Linked DNA regions of Homo sapiens: region 2 is linked to region 1. A link is a loop called in an ENCODE intact Hi-C map of the cell type or tissue named here. Cell type or tissue: CD4-positive, alpha-beta T cell. All regions are shown on one strand.

What was found. Peaks named below come from ENCODE experiments on the same cell type or tissue, not always from the same donor. Only the 100,000 strongest peaks of a DNase experiment are listed, where the experiment ranks them.
Region 2: a loop joins it to region 1, with 2.9 times the contacts of the local background. A loop is called at or near these places in 2 of 110 quality-filtered maps.

Annotation. Positions count from the first base shown.
Region 1 is chr15:70,254,753-70,262,752 of GRCh38, forward strand. No RefSeq gene overlaps it. Among named protein-coding and RNA genes, the nearest start is that of TLE3, 160 kb to the left of the region's middle. RefSeq lists enhancers at 4,174-4,263, 5,322-5,401, 5,432-5,651, 7,836-7,905, 7,946-8,000 and a silencer at 4,952-5,111. In CD4-positive, alpha-beta T cell, no CTCF peak of the experiment used is centred here; DNase peaks (open chromatin) are centred at 3,029, 4,049 and 4,419; H3K4me3 peaks cover 868 bases; H3K27ac peaks cover 1,201 bases.
Region 2 is chr15:69,703,105-69,711,104 of GRCh38, forward strand. No RefSeq gene overlaps it. Among named protein-coding and RNA genes, the nearest start is that of PCAT29, 110 kb to the left of the region's middle. In CD4-positive, alpha-beta T cell, no CTCF peak of the experiment used is centred here; no DNase peak of the experiment used is centred here.

The DNA of each region.
Region 1 (8,000 bases):
CCTGCCTCCTGCCTCCTGCCTCCTGCCTCCTGCCTCCTGCCTCCTGCCTCCCCGCCTCCCCCGGCCGCAGCCTATTCTCCCCTCCCCTGCAGCCCTTGGCTCCCACTTGACAAATCCCATCAGTCAGTCGTTCACCCAGCTAGGACTTCCTGAGTCAGTCTAACAGGCTTGGCTCTTTTCTAGGCACTGCAGGGCTTCTGCATTAGTCCATTTTTTTGGTTACTATAAAGGTAATTTATAAAGAAGAGAGCTTTAATTGGCTCATGGTTCTGCAGGCTATACCGGAAGCATGGTGCCAACATCTGTTCCTGGTGAGGCCACAGGAAGCTTCCAATCATGACTGAAGATGAAGGGGAGCCAGCGCATCATGTGATGAGAAAGAGAGGTAGGGGTCGGGGGCCGGGGGGAGGTCCCACACTCTTTTCTTTTCTTTTTTATTTTGAGACGGATTCTCGCTCTGTCCGTCACCAGGCTGTAGTGCAGTGGCGTGATCTTGGCTCACTGTAACCTCCGCCTCCCAGGTTCAAGAGAGTCTCCTGCCTCAGCCTCCCAAATAGCTGGGATTACAAGCACCCACCACCACGCCTGGCTAACTTTTGTATTTTTAGTAGAGATGGGTTTTGCCATGTTGGCCAGGATGGTCTCGATCTCCTGACCTCATGATCCACCCACCTCAACCTCCCAAAGTGCTGGGATTACAGGCGTGGGCCACCGTGCCCGGCCTCTACACTCTTAAACAACCAGATCTCATGTGGACTCAAAGCAAAAACTCACTCATTGCCATGACGAGAGCACCAAGCCATTCATAAGGAATCCACCCCCCATGACCCAAACACCTCCCACCAGATCCCCACCTCCAACACTGGGGATCACATTTCAACATGAGATTTGGAGGGGACACACATCCAAACCATATCAGCTTCTAAAAGGTCTCTGGTCAGATGCAGGACAAAGGCTCCCTGCAGGAGCCCAGGGAGGACAGCAGCTGGCTGAGAAGGGTATCAGCACAGTCTAGGAAGCCCAGAGCATTTGGCCCCAGGCCCCAGGAGATGAACGTGCAGGAGGACATCAGGGACGGAAAACAGGTAGCAGGGAACAGTGGAAGGCAGTCATGGTTCCGAGATGATGGGTCTATGAAGAAATGGGACATGGTGGGCACCCAAGGCAGGATTATGGCATGGGTAGAGAATCCTACCTGATGATCAGCAGTAACTCTGTTTGAACCCCTGCTGTGTATCAGGCACTGTTCTAAGCTGTTTCCATCTATGAGGTCATTTAATCATCATGACTATGTGATAGGTTTCATTATTGCCCCCACTTCACAGATGAAACACGGAGAGGTGAAGCATCTTGCCCTAGGTCACTCAGCTAGTGAGTTGCAGGAGCTGGATTTGAACATCCCCCACCCCTTAACTACTCTGCTGTGGGAACCCAACAGTGTGAGTCCTGGATGAGGCTGATGCAAGGCGGGAACAGCAGCCAAGAGGCAGGACGGGCTGAGCTACTGACTGAGCCTCACAAGGTGCCAGGCTGGAATACGAAGTGAATAAAACCCAGTCCCTGCTTTCACAAAGTTGATGATCATATGAAGAAAGTGGTCATTTAAACAAATAACATAAAATACGATGCGGGGTGTCAGTACAGCAGCAGAGGGTTTTGCAAGAAACAGAAGTATCACAGAGGGTGTGACTGGTTACACTGGTCCTCGTGGAGGATGAGACAGGGAAGGCTTCCTGGAGAAGGTGATGTCTAATCTGAGTTTTAAAGGACGAGTAGAAATTTGCTAAACGGATAGAAAGGGGCGGTGCAGGGAAGAGCAAGTGGGTGGAAGAACACTTGGGTGAGAGGTGAGATCTGGGGTGGAGGGAGATCCTGAAAGGATTTGTGAACCATGCCGAGGAACCCAGGGGTCTCAGTGATGGATGAAGTTGTGAATGAGAGAGGGAGGTTGATCCCGGCTTGAAGGGTTAGGGGTGCTGGGCTGGGAGCCCAACAGATCACTCTAGTGGGAGCAAGAAAGCAGTCTATTCTCTAGACCTGGGCTTCTCAACCTGAGCATTCCTGACAGTTTGAGCCAAATTCAACCGTTGTAGGAGGTTTCCCTGTCCATCGTGGGATGCTTAACAGCATCTTTAGCCTCCATCCACTAGATACCTATAGAAGCACCCCACCCCCACCCTTCCAGTTTTGACAACCAGAAATGTCTTTAGGCATCGCCAAATGTCACCTGGGGGGCAAAATTGCTTCCAGTTGAGAACCGCTGGTCTAGGTTTTCATCATCTGGGAGAAATGCATGAGAAACAAAACAGCCATGCAGTCGGTGGAGGCTATGGAAGAGTTCTGTTTGGGCAATGTCTTAGATGAGAGATGGCTTGTTCTAGGGAACTTGAGAGTAAAGGAGGGAGGACTGGAAGAGAATGGGTTTCAGGCCTCATGGGCAGATATTTAGATACAGGATGGCAAATACAGACTATGTATGTCTCATCCCCTGCCCAAGGCAGACATCGCTAATCAATCACAGTGCTCTTTCTCCCTAAGTCCGGACACAGTCAGCAGTGTTCTAGGGAGGCAGCCACCACAGCTCAGGAGGGAGGGGTGCAAGACAAAAGATCCCTTGCCCTCCTAGGTGTAAGATTCTAAGAAGACCTCTAAGAAGAGGTCTTTCTATGTTACCCAGGCTGATCTCGAACTTCTGGGCTCAAGTGATCCTCCTGCCTCGGCCTCCCAAAGTGCTGGGATTACACACATGAGCCACCACGCCCAGCCAAAATTGTTTTTTCTGACCTGAGGGACTCCTGAATTCAAAATTCCCCTACCCACAACTATCCCACCCCCACCTACCCAATCTAGACAACCTTGATTCCAATAGGAGAGCGGCAGGCTGCATTTTCCTGGTGAGGCTAAGAATTGCTGCCTTCCATCTTCCTCTTTTCAAAGGAAGAGCTGGTCCTGAGGGCCCCAAGGTCCAGGGTGAGGAGGGCATGTGGCTGCTTCCTCATGACAGGAAGGACTGGGTAGTGACACAGGACACATGGGGGCAGGGGCACAAAGCGACTTCCGTGAGACCTAGCTCAGGGAGCTGGTCATATGGCCTAGCAAGGATGGCTCCTCAGGCTGGGCTCGTGGTCTCCCATCTCACTGGGTGTCTGAGACTCAGGTATTGCTGGGTGGTTGGGGGAGCTGCAGCGTTTCCTTACCCAGGGGCCATCTGAGGGGTTCAGGCTTGAGTGCTTTTGGTCCTGCATTTCCTGAGCACCTGCCAGGTGCGAGGCACCCACAACTTCATTGCTCCCACAAACTTCCTGCAGGTAGACCTCATTGCTCTACATTTCAGGTGAGAAAAACTAAGTCTCAGAGAAGTTAACTAACTGCCCAGGGTCCACAGCCAAGGGAAAGCAGAGCAGGGTGGAAACCCTAAGTCACCATCTGTGAGCTGGTGCTCACACACGTGGTGGTCCTCCACCACGCCATGTCCCTTGGCCACCTGGGGCTCATCTTTTAGAGGGAAAAGCTGTGAGCTGGGTGCTCCTCCACTACTCCATGTCCCTTGGCCACCTGGGGCTCTTCTTTTAGAGGGAAAAACAGAGGGACAGAGAGGATAAATAAACCGAGGGGCCATTTAACAAAGTGGTGAAGGGCTCTGGACCAGACTGGGTTCAAATCCTGGTTCCGCCACTCAGTAGCCAGTGGCCCCAGGTGAGTTATTTAACCTCTCTTTGCCTCGGTTTCCTCATCTGTAACATGGAGACAGTGGGTCCTAACTCAGGTGCTGCCAGGACGTTAAGAGTTGCATGCTTGGCACAGCGCCAGAAACGTGGCGAGTACTTGGTGGTCGTCAGCTGCCACTGCTGCCATGACAGGTAGACAGCATGGTAGTCAGAAGCCGGGCATCCCTTGCTCCACCCCTGACTCTCCTGCCTGCACAAGATGCAGCCCTCTCCTCTCGGAGCCCTTCTTAGAGGAAGCTTGCGGGGTGGTGTGTGTTTCTCTCACTGAGTCTGAAGCCGACCTCAACCCCAGCCTGAGCCAAATGTCACCGGAAAGGCATGGCCTGTGGTTTGCTGACGCCCCCGCCTCACCAGCCCTGGAAGCCTGCTGTGCTCTTGGGGCCCCAAAGGCAGAGGGCCTGGCTGGGCCAGCTCATGAGGTTGGAGGCTCTAGAAACCAGGCGGAAGGGACGAGGGTGGCAACCAGATTGGGTCCTCAGTGAGGGGCTGGAGAGGTGAGTGGTTAGAGCAGGTCAGGCTGTGCAGAGGGCCCAGGCCGTCTGGGGTGCTGGGCCATTTGTCCATCTTTCTGCCTACTTGTTCTTCCCTCTGCCTGGGAATTCCTCACGTGTGAGTTTCTCGCTTCTAAGGCAGCTGCCACTTACTGGTTTTCCTGCTCCTCGGCAGCCAGAGCTCAGTCACGTGACCTCAGCTCTGCTAGCAGATATGCTCACGTGGGACCTCAGCCTGCAGTCAGGCGTCTGAAGAAGCAGATGCTGTGAGACCCCCGTCCAGCAGGAGTGCCAGCTGCTGGGCCCCCTCTCCCAGGGGCAGCTGTGGGCGGGACTCAGGGTTGGCACCCGGTGCCCAGCGTCCATGGTAGAAAGTGTGCTGGCTGAGAGTACCGTGGTGACCCCATGGCCAGTCCTACAGGGTGGCTTTAGGATTGGGTCCTGGTGGTGTGGCCTTTATGTTTGGGTCTCTAGTCCTCGCAGAGACTGACCAAGGGCTCAACTGAAAATCATTTAATAAATGCCTTTTTTCCTTAAACAGATGGGATTTCTGTTGTTTCTTCTGTCCTGTGTGCCTCCCCCACTCCCTATCTAATGGATTATCTTTGGGGAAATTCAAACGGGCTTCTGAAGGACAGCTCCATGCTGTGCTTTTTGTGCCTGGCATTTATACAGATGAAATCAAGTTGAAATCAACATGGAGGGCTGCCTTGACCTGGAGGTGTGTGTGTGCCCGCATGTGCACGGGTGTAGCCACAAAATGAGGATGTGCAGCTTGAGAATGGGGTGTGAGAGAGGTGGGTGCAATCTCAATGCCTGGCCGTGAGGCAGGTGGGTTTGGGACTGAGTGTGTGAAGCCATGTTCTTCCTGTACCAACTGCTGCCTCCCCATTTCTGCATCCTGGTGCAGGGCCTTGGGCTTCTAACTCCCACCGTCTACCGGGACCTGAGCAGCACCAACCACAAGAGGGCAGACAGACAGACCACCCACAGGCTACCTCCGGGCCTCCTCTGGATGACCAACTCCTTTATGCCCAGGCCTGTGTCAAGCACTGGGTAGGGCTGGGGTAAGGCTGGGGAAAAAAAACCAGTAGGGACTCATTGCATTATAGGATTCCAGGGAGGGAAGGTACCTGTGTGACCATGCATTGTGCTTTAGCCACAGTGCTTTGCTTTCCAGTAAAATCTATTTCAGCCCAACCAAAGCCAAGCTGTTCTGGGGGGCATCTCCCCAGCCCTTCCCAAGGACTCTGCACACCAGGACCAGACAATGATCTTTGTTTCAGAGAAAGGAAACTGCAACCTGGAGGTGGGTGGTGACTTGCTCAAGATCTCCCAGTGAGTTACCCACACAGCTCCCTCTAGTCTCCAGGGTAGAGAGTTTATGTGCATATGTGCGTGAGCGTGCAGACACACACAGGCACATATGTGCACACTCAGACAATGGACTGCGTGAAGGGTCTTCACCCTCTGTCTTCCACAAGGCCTGCTGTCCCCTCTGCTGGCCTAGACACTGACCACACTCATTCTGCTGCTGCAGTCCAGAGAGTCCTGTTCTCAGGTCCTAGGGGCTTTCACAGCCAGGCCACAACATCAGCAAAGGAGAACATTCCAGAAGTCTGGTGCGGCAGCCCTAGGGTTGGAGTTTCATGGGTTGGAAGGTTTGGTTCTAGCACAGGAGAGGGAACCAGACACTGTGAGGGAAGGAGATTAGGAAGGACCCAAGCAAGGGGAGGGAGGAGAGAGTGGGAACGAGAAAGAGAGAGAGGAGACAGAGAGAGATGTCAGGCAGGCAGAGCGTGCAAAGGAGCAGTGGGGCAGGAGGCTGGGAGAGAGGGTGACGAGATGGCAAGGGTGAGGCAGGGTGCACCACAGCGCAGTCCTGGGGCCACACCCCTCCCCAAATGTAGCCTGGTGTTCGCAGCCCGGGCCTGGCCAGAGCCTTTCCAGCTGAAAGGTGAGAAAGGGAAAGGGGACCCAATGAAGGCACCCCTGCAGTGGGTCTCTGGGCTCTGTCCTTGAATGTCACTGGTGCTAATGGTGATCCACACCTCCAACCACCTGCACAGGGCGGGAGCCTCCCAGCCCCTCCAGGGCTTTGTAAACACTGCCCCAAGCACTTGTGTGTGTGTTGTCTGTGAGGCTGTGTGCACTTGGATTTGAGGGTGTGTGTGCTTGTATGAGTGTGTCCAGGGGTGATGGTGTGACCATATGTATTTGTATGTTTGAGTGTGGATACGTATGAGTGTGTGTGGCTGCCCTGAGTCCACGTGACCTCACTGAAGCTTATTTTGCTGTAAAGGCAGTTGGGCTGCTGGGTTGGGGCTGGGCCTAGGGACAGTGGGGCTGGAGGGACAGGGAGAGGCACAGTCCTCTCCTTCTCCCAAACCGTGTAGAGAATGAGTGTGGAGCTTTCCCCAAATGAGACACCAGGAAGGAGACACCTCTACAGCGACAAGGGTACTGAGGGAAGGGAGGGCAGGGACAGGGGCTTCAATCCCAAACTTGCCATGGTTCCCTAACCATCTCCTCATGGTGAACAAGTCTTCATCCAAACATGTGGTGCCCCAACCCATTCTTCTCAACCCCTCTTCTGTCCTCCCCATCTCGGTACCTGATGCCACCTCTCCAGTCCCCTGGACTAGGAGGGGGACAGCTGCTATGGGGCCTTTCCCTGGCATCCAGGCCCCATTCCCATTCCTCTGTGGTCTGTGTGGATCAATACCGGAGCATATGTGACTATTTAAATTTCAATTTAGGGTTAAATAATATTAAAAATCCAATTCCTCAATAGCACTAGCCACATTTTGAGTCCTCAATAGCCACACATGGCTGGTGGCTACTGGCCTGGGCAGTGCAGGTCTGGAACATTCCCATTATGGCAGGAAGTCCTATGGGGCATACTTGGGCTCACACACCTCTGGACCTTGGCTCATGCTGATATAACCACCAGGACTCCCGCCTCCCTTTGCCCACCTATAGAAGCCCTTCTCCAGGCTCAGCTCAGGCACCACCTTCCCTGGGAAAGCTTCCCGGTGCCACCAGGCTGGAATGCTCCACATCCACCTTCCTGCTCTGCTCTGGGCCTCCTTCTCACCTCTAGGCCATCAGCTCCTCCAAGACAGTGGCTGAGTCTTATTGATGTATTTTTCTTTGTACACACACCTTTCTTCTTTCTAGCCATCCCATCTCTCTCCTTGCCCACCCACTCTTGTTTTCTCTCCCCATCCCCTCGGTTTTTCTCTCACAACCTCTTGGTCTGTCTTGCAGGCTCCTGCATTTCCTCTCACTGTTTCTCTCTTCCCCTGTCTCCCCTCCCTCTCCCCCTGCTTTGCTGGAAAGATGTTAATTGCACCTGCAATTACCTAATTGCCATGGCAATTAGCCAGTTGCACTCTATTTTGAAGGTGCAAATGGAAAATTGCAGGCATAAGGGGTAATTTTTGGGCACAAAACTGTGCCCAGAGAACTTTGGCCTTGGCCCCGGGGGCCCAGGGGAGACTGGAGAGCTGGAGAGAGCCAGGTCTGGGGTGTGAAGCTCTTCTCCCAGGTGGGGTGGGACTTGGGGGTGGGGAATTCCCCTATAAGCAATTCACATCATCTCTAATGCAGAGCAAGACCAACCTGCCAGCTCTAATTATAGTGATTTTCATATTATCACTAGTGCTGATGAGAACTCATCATCAATACTCAGCAAGGTCATTCAAGGTGCTGAGAGAGGGTGGGAGCCCGACCTCCAAACTTTCCAGGCTGGTGTGGAGGGCTGGGTCACAAGCCTACC
Region 2 (8,000 bases), 550 kb before region 1:
TAAAGTCATGGGCTTGTGTGAGTCCCGAGCAATCAAAGCAGCAGAAGCAATGCTCCCAAGGGGTGCACGAGGGCCATGTTTGGAGCCATGCCAGCTTGCCAATCCTTGGCATACTCTGTACATAGCCAGATAACTACACAAGCTCACCTCATCTGCACAAACTCACTCTCTGAACACTTCTAAGGTCACCGAGAAGTCAGGGAAAAATGAGAACCAGGACAGTCAAAGCCTTTGCCTCTCCTGAAGCTATGGGGCTTGTTGCCAGAGCCAAAGCCCCTCTTAGCACTCTTATTACTTCATTTAACAAACATAAGGAGAGCCCGGCCCTCTGCTTTTAAGGGTGGATTCCATTACTATTAAGACTTCTGCGGCCCCTGAAAGATTAACTCAACAGTCACCCCTGTGAAAGCTGATCCAAGTGGAAAATCGAGTTAGAAAATTCCACCTTCCCTTCCCTCACACCTCAGCAGATTAAGGGGAAGGCCTGATGCTGAGTTATGGGGATTTATGGGAATGTGCAGTTGCTGGCTTTTAAACGCTCACTCTTTGGAATGTTGGCAACCTTGCTTCCTATAAATCGTTGCTGGTATTTCTTAGCCTTTCCTTGCCAGCAACGCGGAGGCCTGCAACACCTTTTCCGTGCAGTAGCCTGTGAAAATATTGAAGTCAGGCCCAGAAAAACACCAGCATTGAAAGGGGAAACTTTGATGTTTGCTAGTTCTTTTCAGACAACTCTTGCCAAATCTTAATTTTTCCAGTTTACAAGTAAGGGATTCTGACCATCTGTCTGCTGTCAACCGATGTTTGTTTGGATGAAGATTTTATTTTTTTCTCCCAATCTAGCACTCCTGTTCTTACAAGTAGTTTATTGGACTTCATAAATGTCAGCTTTTTGCAGGCATTTTGTAAGCAGCTTATGATTTAGTATTTAATCAAAATTGAGCAGTCAGCGTCTGTAATCAATCTGAAGCAGGAGTAACAATGAGATTGAAGCTTAAAATGCACCAGGACCACAATTTATGTCTCCCAACTATCGTTGTAAGAACTAAGTTTGCACTTGAAGGTCTGGGGTGGGGAGATGATGCAGGAAATAAACACTTATTGAGTACCTGTTGTGTGTCATTTTATGATTGTGTCAGTTATTAATTGCCAAAATAATACTGTGCAACAAACCATCCCAAACTCGGTGACTTAAAAAAATCAGTCTTTTTAGCTTGTTGGTCTGATGAGTCAGGTGGGAGGTCCTCTTGGCCTTGGCAGAGCTCTTTATGTGTTGGGGATGTGTTGGCTGCTGGGTGATCTTTGCTGGCCTCGTCTGGGACAACTAGGGCATATTGGCTCCATTCTGTGTGTTTCTCACCCTCCAGCAGGCTAGCTGAGGCATGTTCTCATGGCCATGGCAGAGTGCAAAAGTAAGCAAACCCAGTCTGTAAGCACTTTCTCAAATTTCTGCTTGTGTCACATTTGTTAACATCTCACTGGCCAAAGCAAGTGACATGGCCGAACTCTGAATCACAGAGTTCACGCAGGCTGCTCTAACAAAATTCCATAGACTAGGTAGCTTATAAACAACAAAAATTTATTTCTCAGAGATTTGGAGATTGGGAAGTCCAAGATCAAGGTGTGCAGACAGATTTGGTGTCTAGTGAGGACCCGCTTCTTTGTTCGTAGATGTTGCCTTCTCACTGTGTCTTCATGTGGCGAAATGGGCAAGGCAGTTCTCTGGGGCCTTTTTTCAAAAGGGTAGTAATCCCATTCATGGGATTACTCATGACCTAATCATCTCCCAAAGGCCCCATCTTCTAATACCATCATGTTGGTGTTTAGGTTTCAGCATATACGTTTTGGGAGAAGGCAAACATTCCACCCACAGCAGGGAGAAAGACTCTCTCTCTTCACAGCAGGAGGACTTACAAAGTCACAGGCAAAGTTCATGGGCACAGAGAAGGGTGAAGAATCAGGGCCCTAAAACAATCAGTCTATCACAGTGATGCTGGAAATCCCTGAAGGAGGTAATTATTATAACCGCCATCTCCAGACGGAGAAATTCAGAGATTAAACCATTTGCCCAAGGGTTCTCGACAGTTAGCAAAGAAGTCAGAATTCTTTCTTGGCCTAAATCTTAAGCAGTTTACTTTTGTCTCTCTGAATCTACTTTTCTCTAGACATAGGTAAAGCAAGAGTAGTGGGAGGCTCTCAGAAATCATCAATTCGCCACCCTCATTTTAAACATGGCCTCTAGAAGGGGAGCGAATTGCCTAAGGTCTTACAGGGGAATGGAAGGACACAGGAAGGCCCAGCTTTCAGGACAGCACTCTTCCTGCGCCCAGGAAGAGCCGTGCATCTCCAATCTTTCACAGTGCTGTCTTCTGCAGGAAGCTGCTGAGGACTTTGAACTCCCCCTCTCAGACTTGAATACAGTATCCACTAGGCAGGCTCTACAGAGACCTGGCTTGGTCATGGCAGCCTTAAGAAAATGTAGCAAAATTACTCTAAGGGGCTCCCAGATGGAGCAAGGATGGCAAAGGCCTTTGCTAGGTTTACTAGAGAGGCATATTGAATGTTGGCAGCCTTTTATGACATCATGATTAAATTCCTTCCTTGGTTGGTCCTATGAAATGAATTCATATGTTGAAGCCTAAACTCCCAATGTGACTGTATCTGGAGATAAGACCTTTAGGAATTAATTAAATTAAATGAAGTCATAAGGGTGGGGCCCTAATCCAACAGTACTGTGCCCTTATAACAGAGAAGAAGGCCGGGCATGGTGGCTCATGCCTGTAATCCCAGCACTTTGGGAGGCCAGGGTGGGTGGATCGCCTGAGGTCAGGAGTTCAAGACCAGCCTGGCCAACATGGTGAAACCCTGTCTCTACTAAAAATACAAAAAATTAGCTGGGCGTGGTGGCACATGCCTGTAATCCCAGCTACTAGGGAGGCTGAAGTGGGAGAATTGCTTGAACCTGGGAGGTGGAGGTTGCGGTGAGCCGAGATCATGCCATTGCACTCCAGTCTGGGCAACAAGAGTGAAACTCTGTCTCAAAAACAAAACAAAACAAAAACAATAAACAAACAAAAAACAGAGAAGAAAGAGATATTTCTGCCGTGTGAGAACATCACAAGAAGGTAACTGTTCGCAAGCCAGGAAGAGAGCCCTCACCAGAACCCAGCTGTGCTGACACCCATCATAATCTCAGACTTCTGGCCTCCAGAACTGTGAAAAAATATGTGTATGTTGTTTTAGCCACCATCCAGTCTATGGTATTTTGTTGTAGCAGCCTGAGCTGATTATGACAGATGAGGAATCAGATTATCAAAGGGTCATTTATGTATTCACTCAGGCATTCAACTTATATGTATTAAGTATATACCGTGTGCAAACTCTCCATGCTACAGTGGGGTGGGAGGCTGGGATTTTCCCTGGAGAGTGGAGGAGTGGCTTTTCATGTTGCCCTGATTTGCCCCCAGTTCTCCATCTAAGCTGCCAGCAAAGCCTTCACTATGTAGGTTTTTCCCTCCTGGCTTAATGAGCTACTGGCTTTGGAGGAGGCTGGGATGGCCACCTGACTGACTGTCCCTAGGGCAGTTGGCTGGAGTAGTCCGTTTTTATGCTGCTGATGAAGGCATACCTGAGGCTGGGAAGAAAAGAGGTTTAATTGGACTTACAGTTCCACATGGCTGGTGAGGTCTCATAATCGTAGCAGAGGGTGAAAGGCACTTTTACATGGTGGCAGCAAGAGAGAATGAGGAAGAAGCAAAAGGAAACCCCTGATAAACCAATTATATCATCTCATGAGACTTTTCACTGTCACAAGAATAGCATGGGAAAGACCAGCCCCCATGATTCAATTACCTCCCCCTGGGTGACTCCCACAACACATGGGAATTCTGGGAGATACAATTCAAGTTGAGATTTGAATGGGACACAGCCAAACCATATCATTCCCCCTGGCCCTCCAAACCTCATGTCCTCACATTTCAAAACCAATCCTGCCCTCCCAACAGTCCCCCAAACTCTTAACTCATTTCAGCATTAACCAAAAGGTCCACAAGTCCCAAGTCTCATCTGAGATAAGGCAAGTCCCTTCCACCTGTGAGCCTGTAAAATCAAAAGCAAGCTAGTTACTTCCTAGATACAATGAGGGTACAGATAATGGGTAAATACAGCTGTTCCAAATGGGAGAAATTGGCCAAAACAAAGGGGTTACAGGACCCATGCAAGTCCAAAATACAGCAGGGCAGTCAAATTTTAAAGCTCCAAAATGATCTCTTTTGACTCCAGGTCTTACATCCAGGTCACACTGACGCAAGAGGTAGGTTCTTATGGTTTTCAGCAGCTCTGCCTTTGTGGCTTTGCAGGGTACAGCCTCCCTCCCAGCTGCTTTCATGGGCTGGCATTGAGTGTCTGTGGTTTTTCCAGGTGTACGGTGCAAGCTGTTGGTGGATTCTGGGATCTGGAGGACAGTGGCCCTCTTCTTACAGCTCCAATAGGCAGTGCCCCAGTAGGGACTCCGTGTCGGGGCTCTGACCCCACATTTCCCTTCTGTACTGCCCTAGCAGAGGTTCTCCATGACGGCCCCATCCCTGCAGCAAACTTTTGCCTGGGCATCCAGGAGTTTCCATACATCTTCTGAAATCTAGGTGGAGGTTCCCAAACCTCAATTCTTGACTTCTGTGCACCTGCAAGCTCAACACCATGTGGGAGCTGCCAAGGCTTGGATCTTCCACCCTCCAAAGCCACAGCCTGAGCTGTATGTTTGACCCTTTCAGTCATGGCTGGAGTAGCTGGGACACAGGGCACCAAGGCCTTAGGCTGCACACAGCATGGTGACCCTGGGCCCAGTTCACAAAACCACTTTTTCCTCCTGGGCTTCTGGGCCTGTGATGGCAGGGGTTGCCGTGAAGGTCTCTGATATGGCCTGGAGACATTTTCCCCATGGTCTTGGAGATCATCATTAGGATCCTTGCTACTTATGCAAATTTCTGCAGCTGGCTTGAATTTCTCCCCAGAAAATGGGTTTTTCTTTTCTACTGCATCATCAGGCTGCAAATTTTCTGAACTTTATGCTCTGTTTCTCTTTTAAAATGGAATGCTTTTAACAGCACCCAAGTCACATTTTGAATGCTTTGCTACTTAGAAATTTGTACCACCAGATACCCTAAACCATCTCTCTCAAGTTCAAAGTTCCACAAATCTCTAGGGCAGGGGCAAAATGCTTCCAGTCTCTTTGCTAAAACATAACAAGAGTAACCTTTGCTCCAGTTCCCAACAAGCTCCTCATCTCCATCTGAGGCAGCTCCCAAAAGGTTCCTCATCTCCATCTGAGGCCACCTCAGCCTGGACCTTATTGTCCATATCACTATCAGGTTTTTGGTCAGTCATTCAACAAGTCTCTAGAAAGTTCCAAACTTTCTCACACATTTTACTATCTTCTTCTGAGGCCTCCAAAGTGTTCCAACCTCTGCCCGATACCCAGTTCCAAAGTTGCTTTCACATTTTCAGGTATCTTTTCAGCAACACCCCACTCCTGGTACCAATTTACTGTATTAGTCCGGTTTTATGCTGCTGATAAAGACATACCTGAGGCTGGGAAGAAAAAGAGGTTTAATTGGATTTACAGTTCCACATGGCTGGGGAGGTCTCATAATCATGGTGGAGGGTGAAAGGCACTTCTTACATGGCAGCAGCAAGAGAGAATGAGGAAGAAGCAAAAGCAGAAACCCCTGATAAACCCATCAGATCTCATGAGACTTAGTCACTATCATGAGAATAGCATGAGAAAGACCAGCCTCCATGATTCAAGTACCTCTGCCGGGTCCCTCCCACAACACTTGGGAATTCTGGGAGATGCAATTCAAGACAGAATTTGAATGGGGACACAGCCAAACCATATCAGGGCCTTTGGCAGAGACTGTTGTGCCTGCTGTTGCTCTCCTGTGGAGCTCCTCAATAGGTCATGTGGGCAGTGAGTTTTTTTTGGTACATCAAATATGATGTTTCCTAAAGACTTCAGAATCATGGATTCCAATGCCTGGTCAAGTGATCCTAACACCATAGCTTGATTTTTGTCTTGTTTTTCTATTCCCAGCTGAGTGTCATGGAAAATGCCCCAGGAGCTGGAAGGAAATTGCTAACCAAGAGCAGAAAACACTGACTGGCTAGACCAGCAGGGAGGGGCAGTGTCTGAAATGGATACAGGGAGGAAAAAGATGGTTCAGCTTCTTTTTTCTTTCTAGCTCAAAGGATCAGCCTCACTTTATAAAGTTTGGTAAAAATTTTCATGAGTGAAGCTCATATGATAAACAAAGGTATTCCCAATAATTGAACTTGCCAGTGCCCCCTGTGTCCACACCCTGTGGCTGTTAGGGCACCTCTGTAAGACTCAGTTTCCTTCTCTGTAAAATGGTGGGACACGGTTTATAATGTGGTTGCTATAAATGCCTACAGTCACACCCAAGAGGATGTCTTGCTCATGGATATTAAATTAATATTCTTTCATTGGCCCTTCCCTGCTAGACTCCCTCCCTACCTCTGTCTATCTGAATCTTCCTAGCACTTTCTTATCCCTTCAATAATTCAACATTAATGGTTTATTAAACAGAGCCTTCCTAATGGGCTGTTATTGACCTGATGCAGAGCAAATCTTCCACTGTGGGGTTGCCCAGGCCCTTGACAGGAGAGTAACTGATGGGAGAGGCTGACTGTGATGGTGTTCTCGGGCCAAGAGGGAATGGCCCAAGAGCAAATCCTAATACTGTTACCTTCATGCCTTGGAAAACCTCTTAACCTCCTGAAACCTCAATTTCTGCAAAATGGGATTCATATCACCTTTGCCATGAGGTTTCTATGAAATTGAATCAATGTAGGTGAACCTCCTAGCTCCTCACACCTCCCCACTCTGCGCCTAGGGCTCAGGCCAGCCCCAGCTCTGGGGAATGTGTTCAGTTATCCACCTGGTCTATCTGCGGGACTACAACACCCATGTATCTCCCTTGCTTGAAGTCTCACCATAACAGATTTGTTCCTTTGAGTCCACCTCCAGAAGTCTCTGTGGTAAAGAGAAGTGCCTTTGTCCACCACAAGCCCCTGGTGGCTGACGACTAAGAGGCAGGGCAGTGAGATGGAGGGAGCCCTGAGGGAGGGGTTGGGATTCCTGGCACTAGTCATGCTGACTTTCTTGCTACGTGACCTTGGATAAGTCACTTTCCATCTCCGGACTTTAGTTTCCTCAGATGTAAAATCAAAGGCTTAGGTTGTATGGAATCTAGGATTTGCTCCATCTGCAACCACAATTAGCTCAAAATATTAGTTTTGAGATTCCCAGTGGGGTTCCAAAGAAGGGGATCTCAGACATGTCAGTTTCGATGAGACATGTGGTGAAAGGGCAGAAGCAAGGGCCAGGGGCAGGCTGCCTTTGTACGGAACCAATGCTTACTCACACCTGTCACACTCGATGGCTCCAATCAAGGCTCCTCATTGGCTGGCTGATTCATTGATTCATTCATTTTCTTTATAGAGTTTTCTCTGACCACACCAGCCCAGAGTGTTCTCTCCCCTCTTTGACCCTCCATGGCCCTTCCTGTGACATCTCCTCCATTATCCTTTGGTGGCCTTGGCTATTCTGCAGATGGCCCTGTACCTGTCATACTTTCCCTCACTGTTCCCTCTTCTTGCAAGTCCCTTCCTCTCTATCTCCCAAACTCCTGGCCATCACTTCAGGGACTGCTCAAAAGTCACCTTCTCCAGGAAGTCTTCCTAGGCTTCTAATTCTAAACTCTCTCCCCTGTGCTCTCTCTATGCCTATTAATATCCTTCAATGTCTTCCCATTGACACAGAACTAGGCCAAAACCCTCAGTGTAGCTCCCCAGGCTCATCTCTCATCACTCTCTTCCCCCGCAACCCAGCTCTAGTTATGCCAGGGAGTCTCTCAACTCCACTCAGGTGCTTAAGTTGCTGCTTCTGCCTGGGGGCTCTATTCCTCACCCTGTTCCCATAGTGA